Linked DNA regions of Homo sapiens: all the other regions are linked to region 1. Evidence: read pairs that join two places in POLR2A ChIA-PET (ENCODE). Cell type or tissue: MCF 10A. All regions are shown on one strand. Links, peaks and the distances in the headings refer to the core of each region. The heading gives the core; the rest is flanking DNA.

Region 1 (8,012 bases), core at 1,516-6,515:
TTCTACATCTTAGCAACATTATATAATAGGCAGAAGAACATGAAGGACAAGCATAGAGAAAGATGGAAACACGTGGTAGAAAATCAACAGATACTATCTAAGGTAGCTGGATCACCAAAAAGAAGTTAAGTATGTTGTTTCAATTAGATCACCAGTATGTGATCTAAAAATAACAATGTAACTAACAAAAATGAGAGAATGAGAGAGAGTGAGGTGAGAGAAAGCATCATAATACGCAAAACTCATTTTTCACAGTAAAGAAACACAAGATACTGTCTAAAGTCGATGAATCAAGAAATACAGACATAAATATGCATGTTAGTATCATGGAGCTAACCACCATTATATCATTTGAAAACTGCATGACATGGTGGAACAGCACTGAGCCAGGGGCCAGAAAATCTAAATCCTAATCAAGCCCTAAGTTTTTCCTTTACCAGCTTGTGAGTTTACCCAAGTTCTTTCTTCATAGTCTTAATATCCACCTCTGTAAATGAGCTTGGACTAGACCAGCAGTTCAAAAAGTGTGTTCCCCAGACCAGCAGCATCAGCATCTCTTGGGAACTTGTTTGAAATGCAAATTATTTGGCCCTACCCCTAGACTTACTGAATCAGAAATCTTAGGTTGGGACCAGCAATTTGTGTCTTAAAAAGTCCTCCAAGTGATTCTGTTGTGTCCTAATGCATGAGAACCACTAATCTAGACCACTGGCCAACAAACTACCATCCATCTGCCAAATCCACCCCACTCTCATCTTTGTAAATAAAGTTTAATTGGAACACAGCCAATTTAAGTATTGTCTATGGTTGCTTTTGAGCTACAACAGTAGGGTTCAGTAGTTGAGGTAGAGGCACTATGGCTCAAAAAGCCTAAAATAGGCCTGGTGCAGTGGTTCACACCTGTAATCCCAGCACTTTGGGAGGCCGAGGCGGGCAAATCACTCGAGGTCAGGAGTTCGAGACCAGCCTGGCCAACATGGTGAAACTCCATCTCTACTAAAAATACAAAAATTAGCCAGGCGTGGTGGCAGGTGGCTGTAATCCCAGCTACTCAGGAGGCTGAGGCAGGAGAACTGCTTGAACCCAAGAGGCAGAGGTTGCAGTGAGCCGAGATTGTGCCACTGCACTCCAGCCTGGGCGACAGAGCAAACAAACAAAACAAAACAAAAGCCTAAAATATTTTTCCTCTCTGGTTCTTTACAGAAAAAGTTGGCCGACCTCTGACCTGGACTACTCTGATTGATAATACTGAATGTACATCATTACTAAATTTGATGCCATGTTTATCATCTCCGTGAGGATGATAATCTTTATGAACCCATGAAATTCATAAAGATTATTCAATCAGAAAGGTATTTGTGCAAATGCTTAGAATCCTTTAAGAAGTGTGTGGACTAATTCTGGCAGTGGTACTAGAATCCTTCCCCATATTCTTGACACAATAGAATAGTAAATAATAGTAAAAAGTCACTTAATAAATAGTGTAAGCTGAAAATAAAATTCTAAGTCCCCCAACTGACCGAATGGACCATCTCTTAGCCAAGGGAACTTCAGAATAACCTTGAAAACCGAGTTCTAGGCCATGATGGAATGAGCAGTCTTACACGCCTCGTTATCCCCCTCCCTTGCTAACCACAATTAGGCTTTCTTCCCTAAGGCTTTCACAGAAACCAGCCCTTTCAAAAGACTCTACCACTGATATTAACCAACCACCCAACACTGCTTCTCCTTTTTTGCCTGATAAGAGGCCACTGATCACAGAGTGGTTCTGGCCAGTCTATGGAGAATGTGCAGTAAGGGTTTTCATGTCTTCTGCTTCCCTTTTTGACATCAGAGGGCCAAATATTCCACCCTCAGATCATGCTAATGCTGCCATTTTTTTGTACATGAGACCCATGAAGGGGCAAGAAGCTCAATTGTGTGTGTGCACGTTTCTCCTTGTATAAATATTCAGACTCTTCCTATAGCTTACTGAAGTATATTTGGCCACCCTGCTCAACATAAATTCCTGTTCCCTCTAGACCCTCTCTTGAAGAGTCCATTTCCAGCTTCTGGCAGGAGGCTATGCTTCCCAGCCTGTCAGAATGGTCACCCTGCAGGTTGGAACTCTTTATGAGAAATAAAGCTCTCCTTTCCAAATTTATGAACCTCCTCATTCTTTAGTTGACAATAGTAAATAAATAGTAAAAAGTCAAGCCCTCTCTGGCTCATAGTCTTGGAAAACTTTCTTGATTGCATAATAAATGTTGAAGGGCGTGGCAAACAGTTGTCTACTCTACATCCAAAGTTTGATTTTAAAAAGGCAACATTCACAAATTTTATAGCTAATCGCTCACCCACTAACTTCTCCAACTTCATCTCAATTCTTCACTGTAACAACCCATATCACATAATAAATAGGAGAGGAGGCTGCTTGTTATGGTATGTGGCTATCATCTTTATAATTGATCATGAGAGTGGCAGGAGGCAGCCAAATGCCCAGGCAGATATGGGCAGGTCCCCGGTGAAACCCCCTCTCCAAGCCGAAGATAGTTTAAAGCCTGAAAGCCAAGCTACAAGTTAAATCCTCAGACCGGATTGAGAACTTGTCTTCCCATTTGTCGAGCTTTCCTGTGATGGATCCCCACCCCTCATGTATTTTACATATACCTACCCTTTCCTAATTGTTCTTCTACACTGTCGTGTGGAACCAGCAGATGCGGATGCAAGCTATAACACAGGTGAGCTGGGCCTCAGTAGTGTGGCCGAGCAATGCCCGGGTGGGGCATCGGGCAAGGCCCAGGGTCTCTGGCTTGCCAAGTGACCAAGAAGAAAAATCATGCATCAAGAATTCCACTAAGACCAAATTCCAGATGTTTACAATCATTAGCACTCATAAATTCAAGCAAAAGTTGTGTTTTGAATTTCTGAAGCAATCTAAATTGAAATGTCGAAAGATGGAACGTGGGTTTCTATCTGAACAAAACAGAATAGATGACGCAAAGGCAGAACAGTGAGGAGGTATTCTAAAACAATCACCCAGGCAAATGAACAAAGAAAAGCCATCATACACATATGAGGTCATTCCACTGGGAAGAAGTAACATCAGACCCCTAGTTTTTAAATAGAGAAGGACAAGAGCCTGGCATATTAACTTTGTTTCCTGCCCTTTACTACAATTTACTTAAATTCTCGTGACATGTAAGACTTACTTGCCAGTGCCACCATTTACTCTTAATAAAACCAAGGAGTGCCTTCTGATTTCAGGCCTCAGTTGGGTGCCCAAAATCTAGCCTCTCTGGTATCCTCCCTGAGGGCTCTGAAGCAAATCTACCCTCCTTGGGCAACACAGCTGCCCACATGACTGTACACTCTGGATTGACAAGTACACTCTGTACTCGTGACTGTACACTCTGGATGTACATCCTGATGAGTCAGATGAATGAATTCATCTCCCTGACCCTTTGAGTCACAGTTCCACAGCCAGTCCAGCGAAAACCACACCTCACCCCAGCTACTCCATCAAAGCAGCACTTTTGCTCGTTAATGTTGTTTAGACACTTGAAAAACAGTATTTTCCATTGCCTTCTGTGAACCCAAAAGTATCTGAGACAGGTCTCAATCAGTTTAGAAAGTTTATTTTGCCATGGGTAAGGTCGCACCTGTGACACAGCCTCAGGAGGTCTTGACAACAAGTGCCCAAGGTGCTGGAGGCACAGCTTGCTCTTATACATTTTAAGGAGACGTGAGACATCAATCTATACACGTAAGATGTCCATTAGTCATTCAGGAAAGGCAGGACAACTCCACGGGTGAGGGGGGTTTCCAGTTCATAGGTAGATAAGAGACAAAAGGTTGCAGTCTTTTGAGTCTCTGAGAAGCCTTTTTTTTTTTTTTTTTTTTGAGACGGAGTCTCACTGTGTCACCCAGGCTGTAGTGCAGTGGGGTGATCTCAGCTCACTGCAACCTCCGCCTCCTGGGTCCAAGCAATTCCCCTGTCTCAGCCTCCCAAGTAGCTGGGATTACAGGCTTATGCCACCAGGCCCAGATAATTTTTCTTTTTTTTTTTTTTTTAAGTAGAGATGGGGTTTCACCATGTTGGCCAGGCTGTTCTTGAACTCCTGACCTCAAGTGATTCACCCTCCTCAGCCTCCCAAAGTGCTGAGATTACAGGTGTAAGCCACCGCACCCGGCCTCTGATTAGCCTTTTACACAATACACAATTTACATGTGAGAAGAGGGTAGAGGAATAGTCACTTATGCCTCAGTTTGGCTTAGTGAAACAGGAGGGCAGAGGAAGCAATCAGATAGGCGTTTGTTTCACAGGGGCAGAGGGATAACTCTGAGTACTGTCCGTCTTTTTTCCACGAGGAATTCCTTGTGGGCAAATTGTGAGGGAGGTATATAGTATTTTTTATCTTTAGGGAGGTATATCGTTTTTTTTTTTTTATCTTTGTAGCTATCTTCTTTAGGAATAAAATGGGAGGCAGGTTTGTCTGATGCACTTCCCAGCTTCACTACCCTTTGGCTTAATGATTTGGGGGTCCTGAGATTTATTTTCCCTTCACACTTCATAATAGTAAGAGGCCCAGATTGCACTCACTTCTCTGACGAGGCTGGTTTCTAAAGCTGAGTAGTTATTATAATCCCACTGAGTCTTTCAATACAAAGGAGTAAGTCTCATCACAATTCACAGGCCAAATAATAACACTATTCTTCTCCTATTCCTTCCTAGAGTACTAATATCAGACCCCATTTTAGGCCACTTATCATAAAAAGAGGACACAACGAACACCAAAGACTATTCATCACACTGTATGTGAGGAAAATGAATGTAGAAAAATTACTCTAACTTAAATAGGTCCCTCAACAGATTCCGTATAGAAAAGTCCTTTAGAAATAGAAACAATCCCAGCCTGGCCAACATGGTGAAACCCCGTCTCTACTAAAAATACAAAAATTAACCGGGCATGGTGTCACGTGCCTGTAGTCTCAGCTACTCAGGAGGCTGAGGCAGGAGAATCACTTGAACCTGGGAGGCGGAGGTTGCAGTGAGCCGAGATTGCGCCACTGCACTCCAGCCTGGGCAACAGAATGAGACTCGGTCTCAAAAAAGAAAGAAAGAAAGAAAGAAATAGAAACAATAACAAAATTAACCATTGATATGAAATACTGCTCTTGTACCATCTAATAAAAGTACTTTCTCCAATCCGTTTCTAATAATGAACCCAGAACTGGAAGTTAAAATAAGGAAACTAAGTAGAGAAACACAGTGATAAATATCCATGCTTAGTTATACAAATGTTGATTTGTAGGACCAACAACTATGATTGAAACGCAGTTAAACTGTCCCATTCTTCAAGGACATTTTGTTAGGGAGGCAGGAGCCTAGGAGACTGAGGGTGACCCAAGTTCAGCTCCATCTCTGTGGCTCAGAATATTTTACTAATGTCTTTTCAGACCATCTGGCTCTACTCTGTAGCCACAGGTGACATGTTTTAAATGACGATATCTTACATTCTGAGAAAGTGACCACTAGGATTTATTGTGCTATTGTTATAAGCTGGACTGTGAAAACCACTAGTAGTACAATTTATATAGCAGACGGCACCTGATGGGCTAAAACTGGCCCTCAGCTGTTTTTGGAAACAGAATAGAGATGTGGTAATGATTTCTGTGTATTTTTGAATATTTATTTATTTTAATACCATAAGATTCATGTGGGAAGGTTTGTAATTCAATAGTTCCTTATGTACAGTACTATACATAATTCACAAAGAAATTCCAGGGTCAAGGAAGCTCAAGAAATTGAATCTTTTTATATATTGATTTTAAGGAAAGAAATACAGAACTGTGATAGCAAAAGTAAAGGACGTGGGAACAGCCCTCCCTCCAACTTTCAATTTCTGCACATTCACTGCCACCTCACTTTATCCAAAAGCTAAGTCGGATTCCAGGTTTTCTTCTTCACACCCCTCAAATGTCTGTTCTGTCTCACCATAGCTTCTCCCTATCCGCTCCTAGCACAGACACTCTCATCCCTGGCTGCACATGGGGATCACCGGTGAGATTTAGACACCGCTGAAAATCCAGGTTTCACCCCGAGAAATCCTGATGTAATTCATCTGAATTATAGTCTGGACATTGGGAATTAAAATCTCCCTAGGCAATCCTAAAATGCAGTTGAGGTCGAGAACCATTGTCTTAGCATGGCTTTGATTAGAAAAAGTTTTAAAATAAATCACGATGAGACCATCAAACCCAAAATGAGGCCTGAATTCCACACAGAATACTCCACACACCAGACTTAGAGTAATACGAGATAATTGTAAGGCTCCTAAAACCAAGCGTCTTCCGTAGCTTCTCCCTCTTCCTCCTTCCCGACCTCCACCAGTCCCCAGTGCCTGTCTTCTTGTCCATCCCTTCCTATCCAGTTCTCATGCCATCATCCCTCTTCGTTTTGCACCTGTCTCAGTGTAGAATCCCCTAATTGGTCTCCCTGCCTCCCTTTCCTGCTCTCTCCAATCCATCCTACACACCACCACCAGATCAATCTGCTCCTCACTCTGCTCCTCAAACCCTCTTGCAGGAAAATGGCCTCTTCCTGCTCACTGTGCCTCAACTCCTTAACTTGGGGGTAAAGGCCTTGCCCAATCTGTTTCCAACTTTTTCCAGCCCTCGTTTCTCAATACTGTCTGAAAAGCAGCCTCACTCTGTTCTGGTGAACTGGGATGCTCTGTAATTCCCCAAATATGCTCTGTTGAAAACTTCAGACCCTGCGTTAGATAGAAATAGAAGCCAGGTCAGCTGGGCGCAGTGGCTCACGCCTGTAATCCCAGCACTTCGGGAGGCTGAGGCGGGCGGATCACAAGGTCAAGAGATTGAGACCATCCTGGCCAACATGGTGAAACTCCGTCTCTCCTAAAAATACAAAAATTAGCTGGGCGTGGTGGTGCGTGTCTGTAATCCCAGCTACTCGGGAGGTTGAGGTAGGAGAATCACTTCAACCCGAGAGGCGGAGGTTGCAGTGAGCTGAGATTGCCCTGCCGCACTCCAGTCTGGGCGACAAGCACGAAACTCCGTCTCAAAAAAAAAAAAAAAGAAAGAAAGAAAGAAAGAAAAAATAGAAGCCATGTCATTTGCCCCAGACCACCTAGCTAGTGAGCAATAGGATCTGGATTTCAATCCAGGTTTGGGCTGTGTTCAAAGCTCTTCAACACTATCCTTTTCTCTCTCTGGAATGCTCCCTTCTGTATCTATCTGTAGCAACTGTACCATCCCCTCAAGGACATTTTGTTAGGGAGGCAGGAGCCTAGGAGAGTGAAAGTGACACAATTTTAAGTTCAGCTCCATCTTGAGAGTAACAAGGCACATTCCTTGCCAACCAGGACCCATGGTCATAAGATGTTTATGGTTGAGAAAACAGCCTAAGGATACTACAACAACAGAAAGTCCAGATGTCCCAATACCATAACAATATATGTTTTCAAAAAATTATAGTTATGCTTTGATGTTCTCACACACTAAAATGTCAAGGATAGTTTTCTTTAAATCAATAGAATAATAAGTTTTGTCACACTGTCTGCCCATCCGCACATAGGCACAGCTTAGTTTAATCTTTATATAGACAAGATCCCTATATAAGAAAAACTTAAAGTCAATGCGTTCCTCCTTTTGCTTTCTGAGGGCACCCTACTCTGTAACAGTAGTTTCTAATAAGCTTGCTTCTTTCACTGCATTTTGTGACTCTCCTTGACTTCTTTCCCACATAAGATCCAAGAACCCTCTCTTACAGGTCTGGATTGAAACCCCCTTTTTTCCTGAAGTTTTCCCTTTTTTTCCTGTCGAAGTGACTTTCTGTTTTCTGAGCTCCTATAGCACTTTGTTTACATATTTCACAAAAGATATTGATAACAGAGTCATGTAATGAGTTTCCTGCGGTCTGAGACATCGTCTTGAGGTTTTTCAGTCCTTTACAGCATCGTACACCGCACCCTACATGCTGTGGGCTCTCATAGAGGTCTGCTGAAGAA
Region 2 (6,766 bases), core at 1,611-6,610, 85 kb before region 1:
ATCTTAAATTTCCCAGCTACTATTGTTAGTAATGAGTTCAATTTACTTACTGGTTAAATTGGCTTTTATTATTATTATTATTTATTTTATTTTATTTTATTTTATTTGAGACAGAGTCTTGTGCTGTCGCCCAGGCTGTGGTACAGTGGTGCAATCTCAGCTCACTGCAAGCTCTGCCTCCCTGGTTCATGCCATTCTCCTGCCTCAGCCTCCCGAGTAGCTGGGACTACAGGCACCCGCCACCACGCCCAGCTAATTTTTTGTATTTTTAGTAGAGACGGGGTTTCACCATGTTAGCCAGGATGGTCTCGATCTCCTGACCTCATCGTCTGGACTAATACTCTAAACGCTATTGGCAATAGTTTGTTTACAGGAAAAACATCTTCTTATAAAGCTGACTGCAAATGTTTTAATAAATTTGCAAATATGTAATTCTGTTTAAAATATCAGGAAGTGAGAAACATGTTATGTGATAACTCTTTCCCATTCCCGAACCAAGAAAATGTAAAGGCAGTAAGTGTGCCAAGGACACTGAAAGGAAGCTGCCCGTACATCTTTGAATCTTCTCAGGCTGTTTGGTTTCATCTGATTTTAAGCTCCATGGATAAATTTCATTGTAACAATTTTTATGTCTGTAAATCTTAACCCATAAATAAAATCACAAATCAGAAAAGTACTTTATTAGGCCAGTCTTTGTCCAAGCAAATTTGGTCCCAAAGCTAGTTTACAAATAATTGCCACACAGCTACAAGGCCAGTGGGTTGACTATCGTAGCATCAATGGTGTGGGCAGGGCTGCAGCCTCTGGGGCAGCATTAGCCCCAACTGACAGAGGGTATAGGTGCTCTTAACAATCTATGAGACCCCCCACAACCTGGACTCAGCTGTCATAAGCCTTTACTTCTTATGTTCTTCCTAAGTACTTTATCGGGCCAACAAATTCATCCCATGAGGAATCCAAGATGGAAACGTCAAAACTATCTTTGGTATCATGCTTCCTCCCCCTACCTTCTCTGCCTTGATCCCCTCCTTCATTCTACACATTTTCTCTGATAGTCGTGTTCTAGCCACTAGGGAGAACGTTTCAGTCAATGGGTATGATTTCTGCTCACCTCTTTTTGCCATAGCTATTAGTAAGCTCTCACCACTGATGTCTCAGCTGACTGTGACAACTGCCAGCGGCTGGTCAGCCTGCCTGCCTTCATCTAACCTGCTCTTTACTGTCTACCAGAGTCAGCTTCGTAATACACAGGTGCCCTCCTCCTCCTGTCAACATTCCTCAACCAAAGCCTCAGTAAACTGTCTCTCATCTACCTTCCCAGCATTCTTGAGCCATTCCCAGGATAGCCTAGGCCCTTTAGACCTCTGAGATGTTATACCCTTCCTCATTCTGGAATGCCCTTCAGTGTCTTACCCACCTTTCAGAGTTCTATTTATTCTTTTTTTTTTTTTAGATGGAGTCTCACTCTGTCACCCAGGCTGGAGAGCAGTGGCACCATCTTGGCTCACTGCACCCTCTGCCTCCCAGGTTCAAGTGATTCTCCTGCCTCAGCCTCCTGAGTAGCTGGGATTACAGGTGCCCGCCACCATGCCCAGCTAATTTTTGTATTTTTAGTAGAGACGAGGTTTCACCATGTTGGTCAGTCTGGTCTTGAACTCCTGAACTCAGGTGATCCACCCACCTCAGCCTCCCAAAGTGCTGGGATTACAGGTGTGAGCCACCACGACCAGCCTTATTTATTCTTTAGAGTTGAATTCAAATGCCACCTCCTTTGAAAGCCATCCTTGATGTCCTTGTGAGGAATTACTTTCTCTACCACATTATATATTCCTTTTACTGTAGAAACGTCATTCTGCTTTATATTATAAATTATTAGAAATATGTTGTTTCCCCCATGAAAGTTTCAAGTTTCCTGAGTTTAGGCCTGATGATACAATCATTTTCATATGACTCACAGCAATTGCCTTAGTATATATTAAATTGAGCTGAATAAGCCATGTACCCAGTTGAACACACCAAATATTTTAGTGATGTCATTTCTTTATTGGTGAAAGAGCAAGGCCAACGTTGATCTTAATGTTATTCTCTCTTTTATCTTATTCAGCTCCCTCAACAAAAATACATTCTCATAGATTAATGTAATCACCACCTCACTCCTCTCAACTTTAGACCCTATACTAGCCTGAGAAATCCAGATCCAACTTAATGAGTTCTCCTTTATCCCAAGTCCTCATGACCTATAAATGTAACCTCTAGGACAATGTTACAAAGAGTGAGATCTTTATACCACCTGCATTCTTGTCACCAAACGTGTAAGTTAAAAATTCAGATTCTGAGTGTGGTGACTCACGCCTGTAATCCCAGCACTTTGGGAGGCTGAGCCAGGTGGGTCACCTGAGGTCAGGAGTTCGAGACCAGCCTGGGCAACATGGTGAAACCCTGTCTCTACTAGAAATACAAAAATTAGCCAGGCATGGTGACAGGCACCTGTAATCCCAGCTACTCTAGAGGCTAAGGCAGGAGAATCACTTGAACCTGGGAGGCGGAAGTTGCAGTGAGCTGAGATCACTCCATGGCACTCCAGCTTGGGCAACAAAGTGAGACTCTGTCTCCAAAAAAAAAAAAAAATTTAGATTCCAGGACCCGACCCTACACCTCCCTAATTAGAATCTCAGAGAGTGGGGCCCTGGGAATCTGCATAATTCATAACCTTCTCAGAGCTCTGGTACACAAGAAACCATGAGAATCTTTGTTCTGGAAACTTCAGAGAACTTGGCTGAGGGCCACCCCAGGATTTGGTGGCGTCCCTGAATCTCCCATTAGCTCTGACACTGACTAGACTTCAAATATCACAGAAGGCAAGCATTGAAGTGTGTTTATATTCAAATAGTTTTCTTGTTGAGAATCAGAAATATTAATAAAACTTTTGGGAGTCAAAGTAATGAGAAGACAAGGAACTGAACTTGCCCCCTGATCTGTTATCATTTGGCAGTAAGGTACATATTCAACAATAGGATAATTCTGTATAAGACCTGAATCTGACCTTCTTTCATCTTTCACACTGACAATTCTGTCTCTAAACACAGGATTAAATGAGGAACTAAAATTCACCAAGATCCTGCTAGGTGTCAGGTACAGTGCTAGCTGCTTCCACACATTTCTCATTTAATCAGCCACCTGTGAAATTGCTATGATTTATCACCATTTGGCAGAAAAGGACATTTAGGGCACAAGAGATTAAATAAGCTGCTGGTTGGGTACATTAAGTATTAATAAATAATCAGATAGATAAGTTAGGTAGTTAAGTAAGCTGCCAGATTAGTAAACAGCTAGTTTCAAATCCCAGCTCCAACATTTACTAGTTGTATGACCCTTGGGGAAACTCAACCTCTGAGTCTCATGGCACTGCTGATAAAACGGAAAACATCATCCTCACAAGGTTCTGAGGACTAGGGATGGACTCAGGTACACACAGCACCCAGTACAATGTCTGGCCTTCAGCCAGTGATAGCAACCCTTCACTCACCTCTCCATTCCCTTCCAGCCCCTGCATTCAAAAACTTTTATTTATTTATTTTTTTAATTTAGGAGGCTCTTTGCTCAGAATCCTGAAAAGGCTTTTGTTACTTTATTTTTTCTTTTTTTTCATCTTCTGGGAGCACAGAATAGGCTTCTGCTCCTTTAAATAACTTTAACAGGCACCAAAGGAACACTGCTAGCTCTTTCTTAATTCTGTAGGTCCACATTTAGGAAAAAGAAATTGTCAGCCTCTGACTTATTTCCAGCTTACAAAAAGGCTGTGATGTTGGCAGCCCGGGGAAAGCAGTTCCCGTGAGTCATGCTTTCACCTTTCAGCCAGTGAAGAACAGGAAATAGTCACATCACTATTGCCAACAAGCACAGCGAATCGCTTCCACCACCGGGCTTTCCCAGATGACGTCAGTGAGCCAAGTGCAGGGCATCACCCTTGCCAGATGGCCCCGGAAGAGTCTCAGCTGCCCTGTCAAGTTTAGCTTCTCAAGCTCCCCAGAACCAGCATGGCAAGGATCACCCCTCCAGAAAAGGAAATGATTTCTCTGATCATGATCAAACCATGTCATAATTTTAGCTGTAGGTGGTGAGTATCAGTGACTGTATTATAGATGGTTTTGGTTCACAGCTATTTTTTTTCTCGGTATATTTACTCTCAAGGGCAAAGGGGTGGCATTTATCACAATGCTATGATTCACTCTACTAGACTGGCTGGGTTTCATTTCATCTTTGAGTTCTAGACCTAAGGCCAAAAGGATGTCAGAATCGCCACCCAGAGCTAGATGCATGCTCAATGCAACCTGGCCATCTCTCTCGGACAGTGGCCACTAAACACAAGCTGCAATGATTATTGTTGATGTTAGTCAATTGATTTGTCCCCCTTTTAATAATCCATGATCCACACAGACATGAATCTAAACCTTTTTTTTGAACCTATCTTTTTCTTACTAGTTTTCTTACATATTTTGGAATAACAATTTCCCTGGTTATAATACACAATGTGTGAAACACTAATTGCATTTATTGGTCCTAAATTCATTCCCAAGTCTAGGATTTGGGGATTTAGTGCACAAATCCACTTTCTTCCTGCTCATGTTGTTCATGACTTTATGGATTCTGCTTACATTTCCTCCCAAAGCCTTGGTCTTTCTAAGCAGAAATCTGACCAGCCTCTGTTCCTACTCTGCTTCCTCCACCACCTTGACTGTTAACATACACTGTTGTGGGAGAAGCTTTTCATTAAATACGCAAACAAATCAACAATAAGGAAGAAAACAACTGAAGCACAGAAGGATGATTGTAACATGGACTTGTGCTTGTTTAACAGTACCCATACTGTTTGGTGAGTTGCCTAAATACAGAGGGAGATGGCAACTTAACAGGATGGGTTTGGAGTCTGAATTAAATAAACAACATGGCAAAAGAAGGAAGAAACCAAAAGTTGGGTGACTAGGGCTTCTTGGATTCTACTCAACACTTTCCACACCTACAGGCCTCTGATTCTATCCCCACCGCTGCTCCTACACTGTCTATGTTTCTCTTTTACAACAACAACAAAAAAATAGCACTTGTTTACTGTTCACAATTATTGAAATAAATCACTCTAATTTGGATTCCTTTATATGAGAACTTCCATATGCTTAAAACTCCCGTAGCATTTTTATAGTGTACAGGTCATAAACATGTTGTCTGAAGATGGGCAAAGTAGGTCGTAGAGATAGGAAGTGAGTTCACATCACGGCGTGAGTCAAGGCAGCAGCATATGAGCTCAGGGGCCAAATCTGAGCTGTGATCATGTGACACAGTCCTCACCTTCAGAGATGACATTCTCCCAGAAGTCCAGGGTGCAGAAATGGATAGGCTGATGTTCACTTTTGAAGAGGACCACAATGAAACCCTTTTAATATTACTCAATGATTCCACAGACCTCCTGGGTGTTAAATCAGGTGAATCTATTTTTAAAAATTGCTATTTACTTTTTTAGGTGGCTGATCAGGACAGTATGAAATTTCATACAGTTTCCTAACTTGAGAAAACATGGTGATGCAATTCCTCCAACCAGGAGGGATTTATGGACAGCGGTGGCTACGTCCTAATCTGCCCAGAATACAGGATGACTAAACAAATTGGCAAACGGACGCAGCTTTCTCTCTCTCTAAGAAAAGTCTGCTGAGAACCCTCGTTCCCACTCTGTTTCTGCCTCCAAGAAGAAAAGCCTAAAACTCACTTTCTTCCGGACTCTTTCAAGGTCAGTGGAGTTCCTCTGGGGTTCATATTCAGATACTTTGGGGATTGATGATGGATCATAAATGTTGCTGAAGTTCATTTGAGCCCATGGCCTCTGGTTTCAGAACCATTCAGCCAGTCAAATATTTAAATTTTAGTGAGGCAGGGGAAAGGGAACCCCTTCGGGGGCTGCTATACAGCAACTTATATTCACAATTCACAATTAAATACACTTCAGTTTCTAAATATATGTTACTTTAAAATTATACAGTGCTTAGCAATTTTCAAATTTTCATTTTGTGCTCAAAATATTTTCAGGAGGTAGCTGTTGTTATACCCATTTGTACAAGCAAGAAACTGAGGTTTCAAGAGGTTATGTTGCTTAAACCCAGATCTGCCTGATTCCAAACCTTATGCTTTTTTTAAACTTCTATTTTGAAATAATTATATTAAGTCACATGAGGTTGCAAAGAAATGGAAAGTCTCATGTCCCCTTTCTCCAAACCTCATCCAATGTTAACATCTAAGAAATTGACACTGGCACAATCCACAGAGCCTATTCAGGGTTCACCAGTTATTCACGCACTTGTGTGTGTGCATGTGTGTGTGCAGCTCTGTGCAATTTTGTCATGCTCTTTTTTTTTTTTTTTTTTGAGACATAGTTTCGCTCTGTTGCCCAGGCTGGAGTACAGTGGCACAGTCTCTGCTCACTGTAACCTCCAACTTCCAGTTTCAAGCAATTTTCCTGCCTCAGCCTCCTGAGTAGCTGGGATTACAGGCATCTGCCACCACGCCCATCTAATTTTTGTATTTTTAGTAGAGACAAGGTTTCACCATGCTAGCCAGACTGGTCTCAAACTCCTGACCTCGTGATCTTCCCACCTCGGCCTCCCAAAGTGCTGGGATTACAGGCGTGAACCACCGCGCCCGGCCTGTCATGCTCTTTTTATACATGAACCATACACTGTTCTGCCAATTTTAAATATGAAGGCAGATTACAGAAATAAAT
Region 3 (6,766 bases), core at 1,611-6,610, 110 kb before region 1:
GTTTTATGATACTTTATTATATACACTAAGGGTTAGTCTTGTTTTATGATACTTTAGGTTGGTATACATACATATACTAAGAATGCAGACATGTCCATGGAAGTTGGCAATATTCAGCCCCCAGCAGGCCCCAGTCAGCAGGACAGGGATTAGGGGAGTCAGGTGAGGCAGGGCTGTATAAGTGCAGGGTTGGAGCCTGTCTTGGTTTACCGTTTTGACATTTTGTTCACTGTGGATTTTTTTCAGTAACTTTGATTTTTTAAAAATATTGCATCAAAATATTATACTGACTACGGAGTTTTTGGTACCCCCTTAAATTGTGCACCTAAAATAAGTGGCTCCCTTGTCTCCCCCTAGTCCCGGCCCGATCAGTATGTTTTATAGAGGGAATGGTGAGTGTTGGGGAACTAGGGAGCCCATGAGGAGGCGGCCCAGAAGGGGAGGAGGAGCTGATGGTGTGTCTGATGTCTCCTCCTTTCTCTAGGAAGCAGACAGGAGGTGAAGTCTTCAGGGTGGGGGGGACAGAGCCTGGGAGGGGGAGATTTAGCATGGCCGCTGAAGAGACTGGGAAAGGGAGAAGGTTCGGGACAAGTTCAGGAACAGTCACGTAGCACTGAAAACTGCTCAAAGCTAGATAGTGCCATTTGTGGTGACGCTGCCTGCCTGGTAAGTCCCATTTCCCCAGCAGCCCTGGAGGTGTCATAGGAACAGGAAGATGGGAGGGCGCTGGGGTCTGGGGTTGTTGGGGTGGGAGGGCAAAGGTGTCCAATGATTCTGCATCTGAAACGGGGGAGGTGTGTGAGGAAGAAAGGTCAGGAGACTGCTGGGCAGGGTGGGGTGGCAGAAGGTTCTCGATGAATATTTAGAAGTTGCAGCTGAGGAGTGAGTGTACTATAGAGTGAGTATCCTGGAATTTGAGGTCTCAGAAGAAATGCAGTTCTCAGTGAAGCCATGTAAACAACTTCCTGGCTGATAAGGTGTCTTGAGTGTTGGGAGATCACATGATCAAAATGGTATACACACCATAAGGTGTCCTTAGACTTGAGTGTGGTGTAAGTCTACTGAATAAAATGCAGAAATACAGTTCACTGTTGCTTTTCTTCCTGGAAATTGCCCTCCCCAACCTCAAACCAGCCCCCAAGTGGGGCAGGGTCCATCTTTAGACCCTCCTGTAGCACCCAGCACAACCCTAACTATATGGTCAATGTCTCTCTTCCCCACTTAGAGCTCCAAGACCAGGGCCTTGTTTGTCCTGCTTACCCACTCTACCCATTTGTTAACCCCATCTTAATTTTCTGATGAATGAGCCCTTTTTTCATTGACTCCTCCTTTCTCTCCTTCTCCGGAGTTTATTTTTCCTCCAGGCCCATTGCTGTCTCTCCACCTAGAGAGCTTATCCACATTCATGAAATTAGTCATCTTCATGCTCAGAGTACCCACCTGGATCTCTCCAGTCCTGTCTAACTCGTCTTAGATTATTACCCCCTGGACATCTGTACCTTCTTGTCTCTCCATCGCCTCGAACTCAATGCGAGTCTAAAATCAAATACTCCTTCACTCCTAACTCAGGAAACCAGTTTTCCCTCCCTTGTTGGTAATGCTTGAAATTAGCTCTTACTTCTCTTCTTCCTCCTTTACTCGCCATCCCAGGTCATTCATCAGGTCCTGCTAGGTCTTTGATTTTCTTGAAAGGGCCTTCTTTATGCCTTCCTTCCGTCCCCATTTCCACCACCCTCGACTAGGCCTTCCTCACCTCATCCGGCATCAGTGTGAGCCCTTGAGAAACCAGCGTCCTGATCTTCAGGCATTCTGCATTTCACCCCATACCACCATTAGCCAGTTTAATCCCTCTTGCTCAAACTTAATAAATACTGAGCAAGGGAGTTACTATAACAAACAAAACCAGAAATTTCTATGACTTCCTGCTGCTTTCTGTACCCCCCTAAGACTCCTCTACCTGATTTTCAAGGTTCTCCATAAGCAGGTTCCCACCTCTCTGCTTTCAAATCTTCTATCTGCCATACACAGTTCTTGTCTAAAACAAAGATTGTTCCTACTCCTGCAGCCACCTAAATCCTAGTCGTCCTCAGGCCCTCCTAAAATCCTGACTAATCCAACCCCCACCGATTTCTCTACTAGTCCCAGAGACTTCCCTCTTGTGCCTGGGGTTGGTGTCATGCAGACACACTGTACCTTACCAGGATTTGCCCATTGTTGTCTGTGGGAACTATGCTTTCATGTGGGAACTACGAGTCTTGTCACAAATAGAGTGTAAATGCTTTGAGATTGGAGACTGTAAAATACTTCTTCATGATCTCCCACTGTGTCTGGTATAAGAACCCGCAGAGTAAATACTCATATACTTGTAGGATTAATTGAAACAACTGGAGACTGAGGTTGTTTAACTTGTACTTAGAAGTGTGGACCTCCCCATCTTGATTAAAACTTCAAAACGGATAGCAGGTTTCACATATTATCTCAGCATCACAAAAGTAGACTCAACAAAGAAATGAGTTGACAGCAGGGGTAAGGTTTACAACAATCAGGGATTATTGCAGGGAAACTTGTAGCCTTTGGGTGTTCTAACTAGTTTTTTCCCAAAAAGTTTAAAGAGCTCTCTTGTGAAAGAATATTCTTATGAGTAACTGAGGGGCACGGCTCCTAGACTGAAAAGTATTTGGGATCTGTCACCTCTTTTCTGATGTTCCTACTTCTATTCTTTATTCTTCTGACTACCTCTATTAGAAAAGATAATACTAAGAATACCTGTCCCTTCTTCTCAGTCCAAATAGAAGCAAACCCAGGTTGTATCTGAGATATCTGCATATTTTCTTCTAAGCAATTCTTTGTCCTCTTCTCTCCCATGCTTTTTCTATTTCCTATTTTCAGCAGGCTCTGAAGTCATTTATAATTTTTACTGCCCCTCGGTGACATTACATGGATATTCATCCCTGATTTGCAGATTAAAGCACCGAATCAGAGTGAGGTGAGGGTTGCCCAAGGTTACACAATAAATCTGGCCCCAAACAGGGGTAACCCTTGAGTTTCTAGTCTGTTGATTGGCCACTGACCCGTGCTGCAGGCACACAAAGGAAGCTGCACCCACAGCAGTCTGTTGTGGATGGTTGCTGAGCTGCGCATTCGGCATTGGGCTTGCTTTGTTTCCTGCCAGGCCCAGCATTTTCTTCTACCAGATCGGCAGGCTTGTGGGCTTCTTCCTAGGTCCCTCCCCTGCACTCTGAATAGGAAAGCTGGAAGCTGTGCTTTAGAGAAGCTTTAAGACGCCGAAAGAAACCAGAAGAGTGAGCGCCAGTTGTATGTGCGTGGTCTCCATCCGCAAAGCCGGAGCTGGGCGCAACAGTGTTGACTTGTAATTGATCAATTTAGATCGGGCGCAGGCCGGGGGAGGGCAGTGCTTTTGATTTAGGCTGGGAAAGGCCTCCTAGTGACTATGTTCAATTTGGAGGAATTCAGATGTTCTTTTGTTATACAAGTGAAGCTGTGTAATACAAATGAGGAGTTTTACTTTTCCTAAATCTTCCCCTTATCATTCAAGTATTGAGGAGTTTTACCTTTCCTAAATCTTCCCCTTATCATTCCAGTATTATCAGTGAGATCTGGTTGTGATTTATGTAAATGGTGGCTAAAAAATTCAAACTACTGAGGGGGAGAATTCTCATTTTACAGCTTCACATGCTGTGCTGAACTAAATAAGTAGCGTGGGATGTTGGCTTTGTGACAGGTCTTTTGTCATTTTTCAGAAAGCATTTTGACTTGTTGATGTCAATTTGGAACAGCTGAAAAAATACAGGAAAATAAGATAAATACGTACATGTTGAGGGTGGGGACAAAATGAAGGTTCTGAACCAGCTGCCGGCTTACAGTAGCCATATAAGCAACAGCAGCAATGCACCAACCTGGTGAGTAATAGGCCTGATTCACTGGAGAGATACTAGCACCTTTAATGAGTCAGATAGATGCACAATGGGTGTGGGAGCAGTTGGACTTGTGGGCACAAAGTCTAGCAAGAAGCTCAGACTTGCAAACAACTGTAGGACGTGCAAAGCAAGCTGGCATTGGAGCTTGCCGGGCACAGCTGCTCAGGAATAGGCAGCTGGTTTTCCCTTTGATCCCTGAGATTCCAAAGGTTACTTTCCTCTTTGTTCCCTTCCCAGGGTCAATTAGAGTAGAAACTGCAGATGCTTTTCAGTTGAGAATTTTCCTAGAATTCTCAAAAATGTGTATGCTGGCTTAAAATCTGCCATCAAGAATTCTGTTACCTTGCTTTAAGCCTCCAGTTCCTTCCAGATGTATGGTGGAGGAGGCCAGAGGGCCCTTGTTTTGGGGCTTCAGAGGATGGTTGTTATCTGGATGAGCACTGTGGAAAGACTGAGAGAGCAACTGAGAGAAAGTGGGCCCCTGAATGAAAGTGATTTCGCAAATTTTAGGCAGATGCCACCATCAGAAACTGATATTTTCTGACGTCTTTCTCACCTTCCTCTAGAGCATTCAGTCCAGAAATGACCAGCCTGTCCAAAGGGGGAAATTACTGATATTGATCTGTTCCTTAGAGCAGTGTTTCAGTCTTTTTTTTTTTTTTGAGATGGAATCTCATTCTGTCACCCAGGCTGGAGTGCAGTGGCACGATCTCGGCTCATTGCAACCTCCACCTTCCTGATTCAAGTGATTCTCCTGCCTCAGCCTCCCAAGAAGCTGGAATTACAGGTGTGCACCACCACACCCGGCTAATTTTTGAATTTTTTATAGAGATGGGGTTTCACCATGTTGCCAGGCTGGTCTCAAACTCCTGACCTCAAGTGATCCTCCTGCCTCGGCCTCCCAAAGCGCTAGGATTACAGGCGTGAGCCACCATGGCCGGCCTTCAGCCTTTGTGATATTAAAGCACAGCAACACATTTCCCATTACACCCCTGAACACACACACACAGAAAACCCAAAAGTTTCACAAAATGATTCTTGCTCTTACTACTCTCAGTACACTCTGTATTTAAAAAAAAAAATGCTGGTTGTGGCTTCCTAAGTGGTGCGTGCAGTTTTCAAATCAATGCCCTTGGCGATAAAGTGTGCCCTATACTGATTATCTCTGGACAAAGTCTGAATGGGGCTTGGCTCTAATCTCTAGTCCTCATTGGACATTTTACATACCTGGCCTTTGCCTCCACCCTGATGTGGAGTGATCATGGGGGTGGGAAATATAGCTGGATCCGAAAGCTCTGAAGTGGGGATGGAGGTGTCACAGCTGAGGCTAGGCCCATTCTGCAGGGCACTCAGTGTGTACAGTTGGTTTTCTATCAGGGGTCAACCGGCGGGGGGACTTGAGAACAGATCTCTGGGCACAAAGCAGGGCCTTTGCCCTGGGGCTTGCTATGTGGCTCAGCCTACACGGCTCTCTCCCCGTCAGTCCTGTCCAAAGCCCAGGAAACTAATGTACCACCCCCGAGGAAGAGAGCCTACCTTTCCATCCAAGGAAGTGTTTTACCTGTGGTAAGCACGGGGGACAGAATTCTTGAGGAAGGAGGGTGCTGCGTCCCAGTGGTGGAGGAAAAGAGAGGACCTGGTGTAAGCAGCCATGGCATGGACCTCATCCGAGGTGGCACCTGGCTAGGGTCCTGACCTCCAATCCTTCCCCAGTAACCATCACTTTGAGTAAACAGTGGCTCCACCCCCGGCATGGTTCTTTGCACCAACATTTGGGGAATGCCTACCAGGGGTCACACACTGAGCTGGATGCTGAGTGTAGGGTGTCCACAACATCGTGCCTAAAAAGTCTCTGTATGGGGTATAAGAAGGTGCTGGGGCAATACAGATGAGATGAGAAGCATCTTTCAGGGAATGGGTTGATCCCAATTCAGGCTTCCCAGAGAAGGATGTCTGTAGACTTCATATTAGCAAGGGAGGAAGGTAGCCAGGCCACAGGACTGCTGGTGTAAAGACCAGGGCATATGAAATGGCAAGTGTGACTGTGCTTTCAGCCAATAATTTGGTATTGTCAAATGATGGGACCAAACAGCTGGAGAGGCAGATCCTAAAGGGTCCTGTGGGCCAGGCTGGACTTCATCTTGTCACTAACTAATGGAGAGGCTCTGAAGGAGTTAAAAGAGCTCAGTTTGTCTCGTGGTTAAATCCAAGTTTTACAAAGGTCACGCTGACTGTAAAGTGGAAGGTGGGCTGGCCAGGGGATCATCTAGTCTGGGTGAGAAGTGATGATAACATGAAGGGGTGAAGAGAGATTTAGAAGAAGTGATTCACAGGATTAAACATTTAAATAATGGAAGTGGAGAAAATGGGGGGGGCGGTTCCAGATTTCAGGCATAGATGAAAGAAGTGCAGTTAGGCACATGTAAAGAGAAACAGGAACAGCAGGTTTTAGGGGAGAAGATAACAGAATGGGTGAGAAATGACACTTGAGTACCCTAGTGTGCTAGGTAATCATCTGTCTACTTCCCTTCATTTGTCATGTATATTCCCATTTAATTTGCATAAAGACTTCGAGTTAAACGGTCTTACCCCAATTTGTCAAATTTCTGCGCATGATATGGTACAAGAAACCGTAAGTGGCTAAGGCGGCATTGGTGTTCAAATTGCCTGACTACAAAGGCAGTGCTTGTTGGCTACATTCTGTTGCTTCCCAGTTTAGAACATGTTACATTGAGGCGCCTGCTGCATTTCCAAATAAAAAAGTACAGAAAGAAGGTGGCTGTATAAATCTGGGGCTCACAAAGTAATTTTGATTACTGAGAGTTTGC

What was found. ChIA-PET counts read pairs that join two places held together with the same protein. Peaks named below come from ENCODE experiments on the same cell type or tissue, not always from the same donor. Only the 100,000 strongest peaks of a DNase experiment are listed, where the experiment ranks them.
Region 2: POLR2A ChIA-PET joins it to region 1 with 95 read pairs; 6 of 35 experiments call an interaction of 5 or more read pairs at or near these places.
Region 3: POLR2A ChIA-PET joins it to region 1 with 17 read pairs; 6 of 35 experiments call an interaction of 5 or more read pairs at or near these places.

Annotation. Positions count from the first base shown.
Region 1 is chr3:183,367,604-183,375,615 of GRCh38, forward strand. The region is part of intron 3 of MCF2L2 (MCF.2 cell line derived transforming sequence-like 2); the gene reads right to left. Among named protein-coding and RNA genes, the nearest start is that of MCF2L2, 57 kb to the right of the region's middle. In MCF 10A, for the core only: no CTCF peak of the experiment used is centred there; DNase peaks (open chromatin) are centred at 2,228, 3,048, 3,398, 3,778 and 1 weaker place.
Region 2 is chr3:183,282,090-183,288,855 of GRCh38, forward strand. The region is part of intron 14 of MCF2L2 (MCF.2 cell line derived transforming sequence-like 2); the gene reads right to left. It overlaps LOC107986160 (a long non-coding RNA gene), which reads left to right and starts at 3,967. Exons shown (of 3, transcript XR_001741040.3): 1 at 3,967-4,117; 2 at 5,516-5,779. RefSeq lists enhancers at 3,236-4,435, 3,923-4,132, 4,143-4,202. In MCF 10A, for the core only: no CTCF peak of the experiment used is centred there; DNase peaks (open chromatin) are centred at 3,902, 5,322 and 5,632.
Region 3 is chr3:183,262,205-183,268,970 of GRCh38, forward strand. The region is part of intron 15 of MCF2L2 (MCF.2 cell line derived transforming sequence-like 2); the gene reads right to left. All of the region lies in intron 1 of B3GNT5 (UDP-GlcNAc:betaGal beta-1,3-N-acetylglucosaminyltransferase 5), which reads left to right. Among named protein-coding and RNA genes, the nearest start is that of B3GNT5, 12 kb to the left of the region's middle. RefSeq lists enhancers at 898-1,602, 3,525-4,724. In MCF 10A, for the core only: no CTCF peak of the experiment used is centred there; a DNase peak (open chromatin) is centred at 3,957.